2 separate regions of the Homo sapiens genome follow, and region 2 is linked to region 1. Evidence: read pairs that join two places in POLR2A ChIA-PET (ENCODE). Cell type or tissue: MCF 10A. All regions are shown on one strand. Region 1 overlaps EPB41L4A (erythrocyte membrane protein band 4.1 like 4A). Region 2 overlaps EPB41L4A (erythrocyte membrane protein band 4.1 like 4A).

The links. ChIA-PET counts read pairs that join two places held together with the same protein. Peaks named below come from ENCODE experiments on the same cell type or tissue, not always from the same donor. Only the 100,000 strongest peaks of a DNase experiment are listed, where the experiment ranks them.
Region 2: POLR2A ChIA-PET joins it to region 1 with 7 read pairs; 2 of 35 experiments call an interaction of 5 or more read pairs at or near these places.

Annotation. Positions count from the first base shown.
Region 1 is chr5:112,336,318-112,341,317 of GRCh38, reverse strand. All of the region lies in intron 1 of EPB41L4A (erythrocyte membrane protein band 4.1 like 4A), which reads left to right. Among named protein-coding and RNA genes, the nearest start is that of EPB41L4A, 80 kb to the left of the region's middle. RefSeq lists a silencer at 2,060-2,260. In MCF 10A, no CTCF peak of the experiment used is centred here; DNase peaks (open chromatin) are centred at 2,177 and 2,527.
Region 2 is chr5:112,254,844-112,259,843 of GRCh38, reverse strand. EPB41L4A (erythrocyte membrane protein band 4.1 like 4A) reads left to right here. Exons shown (of 23, transcript NM_022140.5): 9 at 552-615. It overlaps LOC101927023 (a long non-coding RNA gene), which reads right to left. Exons shown (of 4, transcript NR_110559.1): 4 at 2,535-2,981. Among named protein-coding and RNA genes, the nearest start is that of SNORA13, 96 kb to the right of the region's middle. In MCF 10A, no CTCF peak of the experiment used is centred here; no DNase peak of the experiment used is centred here.

The DNA of each region.
Region 1 (5,000 bases):
TTTTAGGAAGGTTAAGGCATTATAATCAAACACAGTTATATGTGGGATTTTTGGAAGTTGATAAGCATTCATTCAACAATTTAATTAAAATTTGAGTGTCCTGCATACCAGGCTCAGGGGACAGAGCAATGAACTGAAAAGTCCCTGTTCCCATGAAGCTTTCATTCTCATGGGAAGGAGACCAATTAAACAGTGAAAACATTAATATACAATAAACGTAAAGAAAAACAAAGTAGGTGATGGGGATAGGAGAGATGGCGTGTGGGGAGGATTGCTATTATGGAGTGGTGCTTGCAGAGGACCTTCCAGAGAAGGTAACATTTGAGCAGAAATCTGAATGAAGTAAGGGACTAAGCCATGTGGCTGTTTGATAGAGGGAAAGAAAAATCCCTGCATTGTGAACAGTAGGTGGAAAGGTCGAAGGGTATATGTAAATGGATACTTATGTATGAAATATATTTATGTTTACAATAGGGCTGAGTGAATGTTTTGGGCTTGCTGTCGAAATTGAATCTCTATCCAGGGAGTAGACATAGGAGCAACAATATACGTCCTTTTTAAATGGATCATTTATAAACAAAATTCATATCACCGAAAGAAAATTGGCAGAAACGTACATGTAGTTACATCAGAACTAGCGAATATAAAAGGTAAAAATAATACCTTAATATGCTATTATACATCCATTTAAAAATTGATGTTCTACAGAGCAGGGATCTGTTTTTATTGCTATTTAGTCTTTATATGAGAACTAGAAAATATTTCCTTATTGAAGGAAGTAATCTAAGTAAGACTTCCCACCCTTCTCAAACTGTTGGCCAGAGAGGCAGATAAGAAGTGTGATAAAAGCCAAAGCAGGGGTCATGGTTAAATGCTACAGCAGTGGTTCCCAAAATGTGTTCTCTGGACCTGCAGCATCAGCATCCTCTGGGATCTTGTTAAACGTGCATTTTGGGGCCCCACTCCAGATCAGCTGAATTAGGAGCTCCGGGGGTGGAGCCTAGCAGTCTGTTTCAACAAGGCCATCGGTTGACTCTGATGCATCCTAAAGTTTTAAGAACCACTGTGCTACAGAGAGGTCAAGTTGGATAAGAGCCAGAAATCTTCACTGGGGTTCCTAATTGGGTAGATCTTCCTTTCCTTCCGTCACTCCCTCAATCTTTTGCAGACTTGACTCTGACCTTAACACTTTGTTGAAAGGGCGGGGTCGATGGGCTCTCCTCCGTGACTTTTCTCATGCTGCTGTGAGCATTGGATATGAGGGAACCACATGGGGCCCTAATCGGGAGTTCTGGTTCTCTGTTCCAACTTTCTCTTATTAACCAACTGGGTGACATGACGTGAGTGATTAACTAGTCTAGGCCCTGGTTTTCTCATCTGTGAGCCCAGAGAGTGATATTTATTAATAATTAAAAGGTCTCTTCCATGAGGTCTGAAGTTATTATTTGCTTAAATATTTATGCATTTGAAATTTATAAGCTTGGCCAAGCGTGGTGGCTCACGCCTATAATCCTAGTACTTTGGGAGGCGAAGGCAGGTGGATTACTTGAGGTCAGGAGTTGGAGACCAGCCTGGCCAACATGGTGAAACCGCCTCTCTACTAAAAATACAAAAACATTAACTGGGCATGGTGACGTGTGCCTGTAATCCCAGGTACTCAGGAGGCTGAGGCGGGGGAATCGCTTGAACCCAGGAGGTAGAGGTTGCAGTGAGCCGATATCAGGCCACTGTACTCCAGCCTGGGCAACAGAATGAGACTCTGTCTAAAAAAAAAATATATATATATATAGATATATATCTATATATCTATATATATATATAGATATATATATATATATATATAGATATATATATATCTATAGCTATATATCTCCTTGTTTAAATATATTTATTTGTTACTGTATTGTTAGCTACTTAGATTTATGTGTGTTATTTGTGGTTACCAAAACTTTGACTCTCCACTGTATACTTCAGTCCTATAATAATGGAGCCAGTTTATTTATGGGGGCAGTGCTGTCAGGCCTTGACTGACCTTGTCAAGGAGCCTGACACTGTTATTTTAAACCCATCAGTGGTGTGATAGCCAGCCCTGATTCACAGCTTGTGTTTATGGTTTGATGATTAGAATCTCATCCTTTGGCCAAGGAACACAGCCACATTTGAAAAGCTCCTATTGTGCAATTCCTGCTCTCTTCGCTGGCACCTAAACCCAGTCGCCAGGCCTGTTGATTTTTCCCTCCAGTATCTCTTGCATTCATATGCTCTTCTCCCTTCATTCTCCCCCACCCTGTCACTTTCTTTTATTTACAAATGTTCTCTGAGTGCCTACTGCATGCTAGGTAAGGCGCCAAAATGGTCTGGAGATAAAGTGTGAGCACAGCAGGAGACAGAGGGAGATAGCCATTCTTGAGCAGTAGTTGGCAAACCTTTGCTGTAAATGATTAGGCAATAAATATTTTGAGCTTTGTGGGCCATTAGGTCTCTGTTGCACCTCTTGGACTCTGCCACAGACAATGTGTAAAACAATAGTGGACGTGTGTTCTAATAAATGCTTAGGCAGTGACTCAGATTTGGCCCATGTGTTGTAGTTTTCCAACCCTGTTCTAGAGGGTGAGGGAGGCCGTTAACAAATACACAATGTGTGTATGTGTTTGTCAAGTTATAACTGCTACGAAGAGAATGGAAAGCTAGGTATCTTTTTGTGTGTGGTGGCGGGGGGTGTTCTTTTTTATATACGCTGGTAGAGGAAGCCTCCCCCATCTCCAGACAGTGGGGGAAACAAATCATAGGATACCTGATGGTTTGAAGGGCCTTCCTGGTGAGGGAGCACAGGTGCAGCGACCTGGTATGACCATGTATTGGGCTTGTTCAGGTTAACAGCAGGGAGCCAGCCATGCTGGAGAGAGCCGGAGCAGGTGGGCAGGCAGTCTGAGACAGTGCCGAGAGAAGAGTTGGTAGGGGGGTCACCAGCAGACAGGGAGAAAGGGCTCCCCACAAAGAAAGTAGCTTCTTTGAAGGTTTGAAGGGGTCTGAGAAGCTGATCTGCTATGGGAAGGTAGCAGTTTAGTTTGGCTAGAGAGCAGATGAGATGGGATACTCAGGGGTGTGAGAAGACTGAGATTAGTAAAGTCAGCTTCAAATGTCATGCCAGAGGAATTTCACTGTATTCATGGGCATATTTTTTAAGGCAAGGAACACTGCTTGTGTTTTAGAAAAGGTGACACATGGCATTTTGGAGGGTAAGAGGCAGGGATGTGGATGGGAAGAAGGTTGAAGGCCTGACCTGAACCTAAGGGGATGGAGGCAAGGCGAGCGATTTAGGAGATATCTCACCCTCAGACAAATGGGGTCCTCTTTTGTCTTTCCATGTGCCCAGTGCCTTCTTGCAGTCATTGGTACCTTTGTTTCTGCTGTTCTGTCCTCCAGGGATGCCCGCTCCTGACTTTCACTTCCAAGGAATGGCCCAAAGGCTTCCATCTGTGAGAAGCCTGCCCTGACCACTCATATTAGAAGAGTTCACTTTCTCCTCTCAATTTTCCTAGCACCTTTTCCCCAGTACTTTTTTTACAATATGGGTCAGATAGGGCTTTTGTTTAGATGCCCTTATCACTTCTTATGTATTGTAACACTCTTGAGGGCAGGAGATGCTTTATTGAAATTAGGATCCTTGTATATGGTGTAGCAGGGAATATGAACTCGGGGGTTATGCTGTCCTCCCACTTACTGTGTGACCTTAGGTCAATCACTTTGCTTCTCTGAGCCTCCGTCCTTTTGTCTATGAAAGGAGACAGGAGTTTCACCAGTCTGTGGGGATCTTGTGATGACTGAGATACTGCATGGAAACAGTTCAAACAGAGCCTGAACATCTTAAGTGTTCAATAAATGTTAGCAATTATTAGTAGCATTACTGATAAAACAGTGCTTAACACGGTGGTTGATATATGGTAGATACCCAGCAAACGTTTGACATAGGGGATGTGGTACCGGATTTTATAGTAGATTGTGTTAGACCAGACTGAATTGTGGCAAAGCTGACTATAACAGATGGGTTTGGGCTTTGTAATGATCAAATTATGGAATTTCAGAGAAACTTATATGTAGCTAGATATCTCATTAATTACAGAGGAAAAGCTGATAAAATTTCATTTATATATGGTTGAAGAGCCCCAGTACACATGCATTATCAGTATTAATGATGAAATATTGCATCTTACAAAACCTTCACGTGACAGGCTCAAAAGGTAAACACTGAGGGGTAATGATTAATGTCCACAATGCATATTGTTTCTATACAGACAGGTAGCTGTTGTTGTTTGGGTTCTCAATGGCACTGTGAAATAACTACAGACAGGTTGTATTTGTTGTCTTATGAGCAAGGTATATGAACAGACTGTAAAAGGGAAGTCTCTAATGAAAAGATGCTTTTGCTCTTGAGAGATCAGAAATTGTTTTTAGACATGGCCTTGAGAAAGTTGAAAGACATGTAATTGACCCCAAATACCTCTAGGACATTTGTCAATTCTGAAAGCTATCACCTACTCATTATTTCTGCAGCTAAAAATCTTCTCTTTCTAGCTTTCTGACCTTGTATCTCAGTGGCACAGCCACCAAGCCTTTGGATGTTGTCATCATCTCCTTTCTGTACTTTTGCCTCTCACACCCTGACTAACTTTTTGGTTTTGCATTTTGGATCCACTCAGTGGTAAGCCCTAATTACAGGGCCCCACCCAATCACAAGGGGACCAGGAAAGTGCTCTTGTACCACTGGAAGTATTTGGCGAACAGCTCTAATGACCACCACAGTATAATGTGTACAGGGTAAAGAATCACCCCACTTTGAAGCCTTTTAAAGGGGTTGGCGGGATGAGGAAATCTGCCTTCTGGAACACAGGAAAGAATAATGCCACAGGCCTCCTATTTCATACTCTGGAATTGAACTCCCGCCCCCAACCAGTGACATGCAGAGGAAAGCGCCTTACTCCACCTAACTCTGAACAGCC
Region 2 (5,000 bases), 81 kb after region 1:
TGGGACTCCTGTGTCAGTGAAAGAGTTGGGGAAAAGAAAACAGGTATATTTCCAGTGGGTGATAAATAAATGAGTGAAATTGGGTGTGAGTTTTCTCCTGTTGCACCTCAGCATATGTTTTCTCTGTAAATTTCAGACACTGTGATTCTAGACTCTCTTTTCCCTGGGAGCTGTGTGTAGTAGGATTTCTCACCCATTTCAGTATGTGCTGGTGGGCTGTGGATCCAGGACTATTCTGACTTTTAGCTCCAAATGGGGATGAGTTGGAGAGATTGGGAAGCCCATGGCTCTGCACTGTGTTTGGGAAGGCAGCACTGCCACAATCTAGGGATTCTAAGGTCATTGTGCATTTAGTGGAGAAGCATAGGACAATGAGAATGGAGTTTTCATTAGAGTGTATGGGGAAATCTCTCTGTCGCTGTATGTACTGGGTATGGAGCAGTATATAAAGGAGCCAGTATTCACCAGTCTTTTTCCACTGGATACTTCCCTGATTTTCTGAAAGGTTAATACTTAAAAACAGCAGCAACACCATCTGCTTTGTTTTTTAGGCCTCGGATTACAAAGGTTCACTTCAAGGAGACTCAATTTGAACTCAGAGTACTGGGAAAAGATGTAAGTTTCCAAGCCCTTAGCTTAAATTAGAAGAGGGGTGTCTTGTGTGTTCATTTGTAGCTTAAAAGACATTGTGAAGAAATGTTTTCTTCAGCTGCTTCCACATGGAACCAGGTTAATTAACTCACATGCACAACTTCTCAAGGAAGGAAAGGGAAGTGAATAGAAATGAGTGAGAGGGTAATGGAGAAATGGGCATTTTAGATTTAGCAAAGGAAAGCAAAACCTTTCTAAGGCAGAGGAGAGAATAGGAGGTGATCATTGTTGTTAGTGCAATTTGCTTTCCAGTACTCTCTGTGAGGGTAGAAGGTAGGAGTTATAATCAGAAGGGTATAGCCTGCATTCAGGACTGCCAAAATGCATTCTAATTTTGCTCTAATGTAAATTAAACAACCTTTTGGGAGTCTTACTTCTGCTCTTTTCCTCATTGAGTGTGATAGACAAACCAGATGGAAATTCTGGATGCTTTCAAGGGAGAATGTAAAAATGCCGGCCTTTGCTTTGCAACTTGGCAATGTCCTCTGGGAGTATTTGGGTAATGGGCACAGAACTTGTCAGTGCCTGGATGTGCTTTCATGCCTTGATGTGTGTCTTTGAGAAAAATGGTCGAAAGAAGGCAAGGATGTGAAAGCTTCCTTTTGATCTACCTGTGAAAATAATGCTTCATTGAAGTGCTACTAGTGTAAACCACATATTATGGGATACATGAGTGAAAATAAGATGTTTAATCCATATTTATGGGATACATGAGTGAAAACACGATATAGGAGAATCTACTCTTCTGTCTTTTTGATACTAACTTTGTGCAGAACAAAAACTAAGTGGAGTTGAATTGATTTTCTTGATTAAAGAAAAGTAAATTGGTGCTTATGCATGCACACACTGAGACACAGGAATAGGAGAGCTGCAGCTACATTTGGGGTATGGTATTTGGCAGAGTGCCTCACATGTAGTAGGTACTTCATAAGTATCTGTTGAATGATCAATGAGCTGATGCACTGAGACACTGTGTGCTGCCACATCAGAAAACCTGATGCTACTCTTTGTTCTCCTAATAGGAAAAAAACATTATCTCATCCTGAACTATATGGCATGCTGCCATTTACTGATACAATTAAAACTGGATTTTGAAATGAGTTTTAACAACTTGTAAGGAAGGGGAATTCCAGATTTTTAAAGAAATGATAGTACAGAAGCCATATAGTTGTTCTTATGGTTTAGTTTGGAGGAAATCCAATGTGTTCTTCAGCTCCTGATTAGACATCTCAATTTTAAAAGATGTGCATTATAATATAAGACTGAATTAAAATCATGCAAAAAGTAGAGTAGCTAATTAGGAGGGTTTTGTAGTTTCTCCCTATGTTGCCATTAGGTTCACATGAATAATAATTCATCTAAATAATAATAATGCAAGGAGTAAGATCTGTTAGATATATTTGAAAGTAATGTTTCAAGTTTTTTTAGCAGAATATGATAATCAAAAGACTTATGGAAGCATTACTATTATTCAGAGTATTCTTTCCTTATAAGTTATTTTTGTGAGTGAGGTCCTCTGGTGAATGACTTTCATGTTATTATTACAGTGCCTTAAAATATATGTCTACTACTGTCTCAGGATAAATATTTGGCAAAGTCCCAGCTAAGCTGAACTTTCATCTTCTTGGACTTCATGATTAGGCAAAAACAACAGCAACAAAATTGATATCATCATGTTATTTTTCAAATGACAGTCTCCATCGAATGACCCTGTTTCCTGTGTACTCGGCTTAGGTGTCTCCCACCCCCACCTCATTCCTTCCTCAGCTTTGAGATGAAATGGATGTCTGGGGAGGCCCAAGGCACTGCACACTTCTAGGTCATTAAGCTCAATGTCAGTGATCTTTAAGAAGGTGACAAAGCAGGTCATATAACTCAGAGGCTTGAATTAAAGGTTTTTTTTTATTGCTGTTAAGTATCACATTCATTTAGTCAAAGCATTCTGTTTCCTAAGTATTCTTGCTTGTGGTCTTTTCTCTTTCTCCACCAGGGTACCTCTCTGTGAGGCAGTGATTTACATAATGGTTGAATTAGGTTGATTATTATGGAGGCCTAACTGTACTCACAAATTGAATTTAAAAGCCCCTTAAAACCCATCACTTGGAACAGTAATCACATTCAGCATGAAGAATGGTTGAAATGCTTATTCTGCTGGTTTGCTGGTCTGGTCAGAAAGACTTAGTATGGTCATTGCATTTAGGCCAAATTCAGAGATGCTTTCATGCATTAAACTTCCAAATAAGTACTGTTGTTTACATAATTTTTTACAAAAAACTAAACTTTTAGTATAAAGATCGTACATGTTCACTGTAGAAAATCCAGAAAATACCCTGCAAAGAAGAAAATTAAAATTATTCATTATCCTAAAACTCAGAGGTCATGAATATTAATATTTTGATACAGTTGCTTCTAGATTTCACCCTATCAGTGTGAATGTATATATATTTATACATACATGTAGATTATCCCCTATGTGGTTTTGTACATGCTTTTGTATTTTATATTGTATCATAAGAATTTTCCCTTTTTTGCTAATTTTATTCATAGGTTCCTGCATGGTGTTTGATAAGTTTTCTTTTTATGTGTTTTACTTTTTTTCTTGCTATTGTGGATGCAATCTTTTCTTTCTATTATCTCTTCTAACTGGTTTTTGATAGGAGAATTGAAAGCTGTGGAATTTTATTTATCTCATATCTAGTCGTTTTGCCGAATTCTTGTATTCCAGCTGAGTTCTTAATTTGATTCTCATAAATTTTTATAGGTATATCACTTGCAAATGAAAATAATTTATTCCTTCAATCCTACTGTGTAAATTTCACATTTGTAGTATTAGTCCGAACTTCTAGAAGAGTACTAAGTGTTATAGCAGTATAAGGCATCCTTGATTGGCTTTCTGTTTTAATGAAAATATCACTACTGTTTTATCACTATGTGTTAGTTCTTGGTTTTAGGAATACGTGTTTTTTACTAGGTGCTGAAATTTTTTAAAGTTTATTATCAGATGGTTGATTTTCACTGAATACCTTGAGAACTAAGGCTGTTACTTGTTTACTCATTCAACAACTTAAGCTTATTTCAAAATCCAGGCAAGAGATGATAGTGTCTCTATCTCAGTGGATCAGGGTGACAACAAAGTGCGGAGAAGCTGTTGGATTATGGATTTTACCACCAGGGTTTCCTGAATGTGGGCAGATATGAGAGAGAGGAGTCCTGGTCACTTAAACGAGTTTGGCCTGAGAAGCAGGAGGTATAAGTATAGAGCTATCATCAGGTGAGGTGGGGAAGGCTATGGATAGAGCAGACTTGAGGAGGAAGATCAGGAGTCCCGTTTTGAACATGTTGAATTTGAGATGTCCTTTAGACATCTAAGGGGAGATATTAAATAAGAAGTGAGCTATGTGAGCCTGGAGTTTAGTACCAACGTCTGAGCAGAATATATAAATTTGAATATATAAAATTGGCATCTGCTACTTTTTGAAGCCACGAGACTACCTGAAATCACTAGGAGAATGAGTATAAATGAGAAAAGAAGAGAGAGAACCAGCAAAGGAGGCTGAAAAGAATCATCCAGTGAGATAGAAGGAACAGTAATTATGCTGAATGCCAAGTAAAAGTCATGTATTAAGCATGTGTCAGATGATGCTGATATGTCATACAGGGTAAAGGCTGAGAATGGGCCACTGAATTTAGGAATGTAGGAGATCATTGACAAGGTGAGTTTCAGTAGATTGGAAGAGTGAGCTTCAACCCAGCAGTTCCCCTGTTAAGTATGTGTACCCTAGAGAGGTGTTCTGTGCAGCACTTACGTAAAAGTCAGAAAAAGAAATTAACCCAGAATTCCATTAACGGGGGAATGAACAAATAAATTGATGCATATTCATTAAGAAAAACCCATAAGAGAGGTAACAGGAAGATAAGAATTGGAGATTTGGAGATGGTGAGTGTGGACAACTCTTTGGAGGAGTTTTGGCACAAGGGAAATAAACAGAAATATAGCTGGCAGGTACTGTGCCAGCATCAACATATGAGGAGGGTGACTTTCAGGATGACACCCACCGTGAAAGACTGCAGAATTTCATCAACTGATGAGATCCAAAGCTGGGAGTTTTAGGGGGAAGGAAAGAGAACGGTCTGAAAGCAGCAATGTGGAGCAGGAAGGATCCTTCCCACTTTTAGGTTCAGAGATGGAAGAACAGTGGAGACAGAAGACACAGCCATCCCTCGAGGGCTACAGTGGAAACAGGGTCTTCAGAGAGAGCCAGGGGTCTCCTAGTGCAGCAAGGTGAAGGACATATGAGAGAACAGACTGAGGAGTGAGGGGGTTTGCTGATGAGAGGTCATGAATTCCG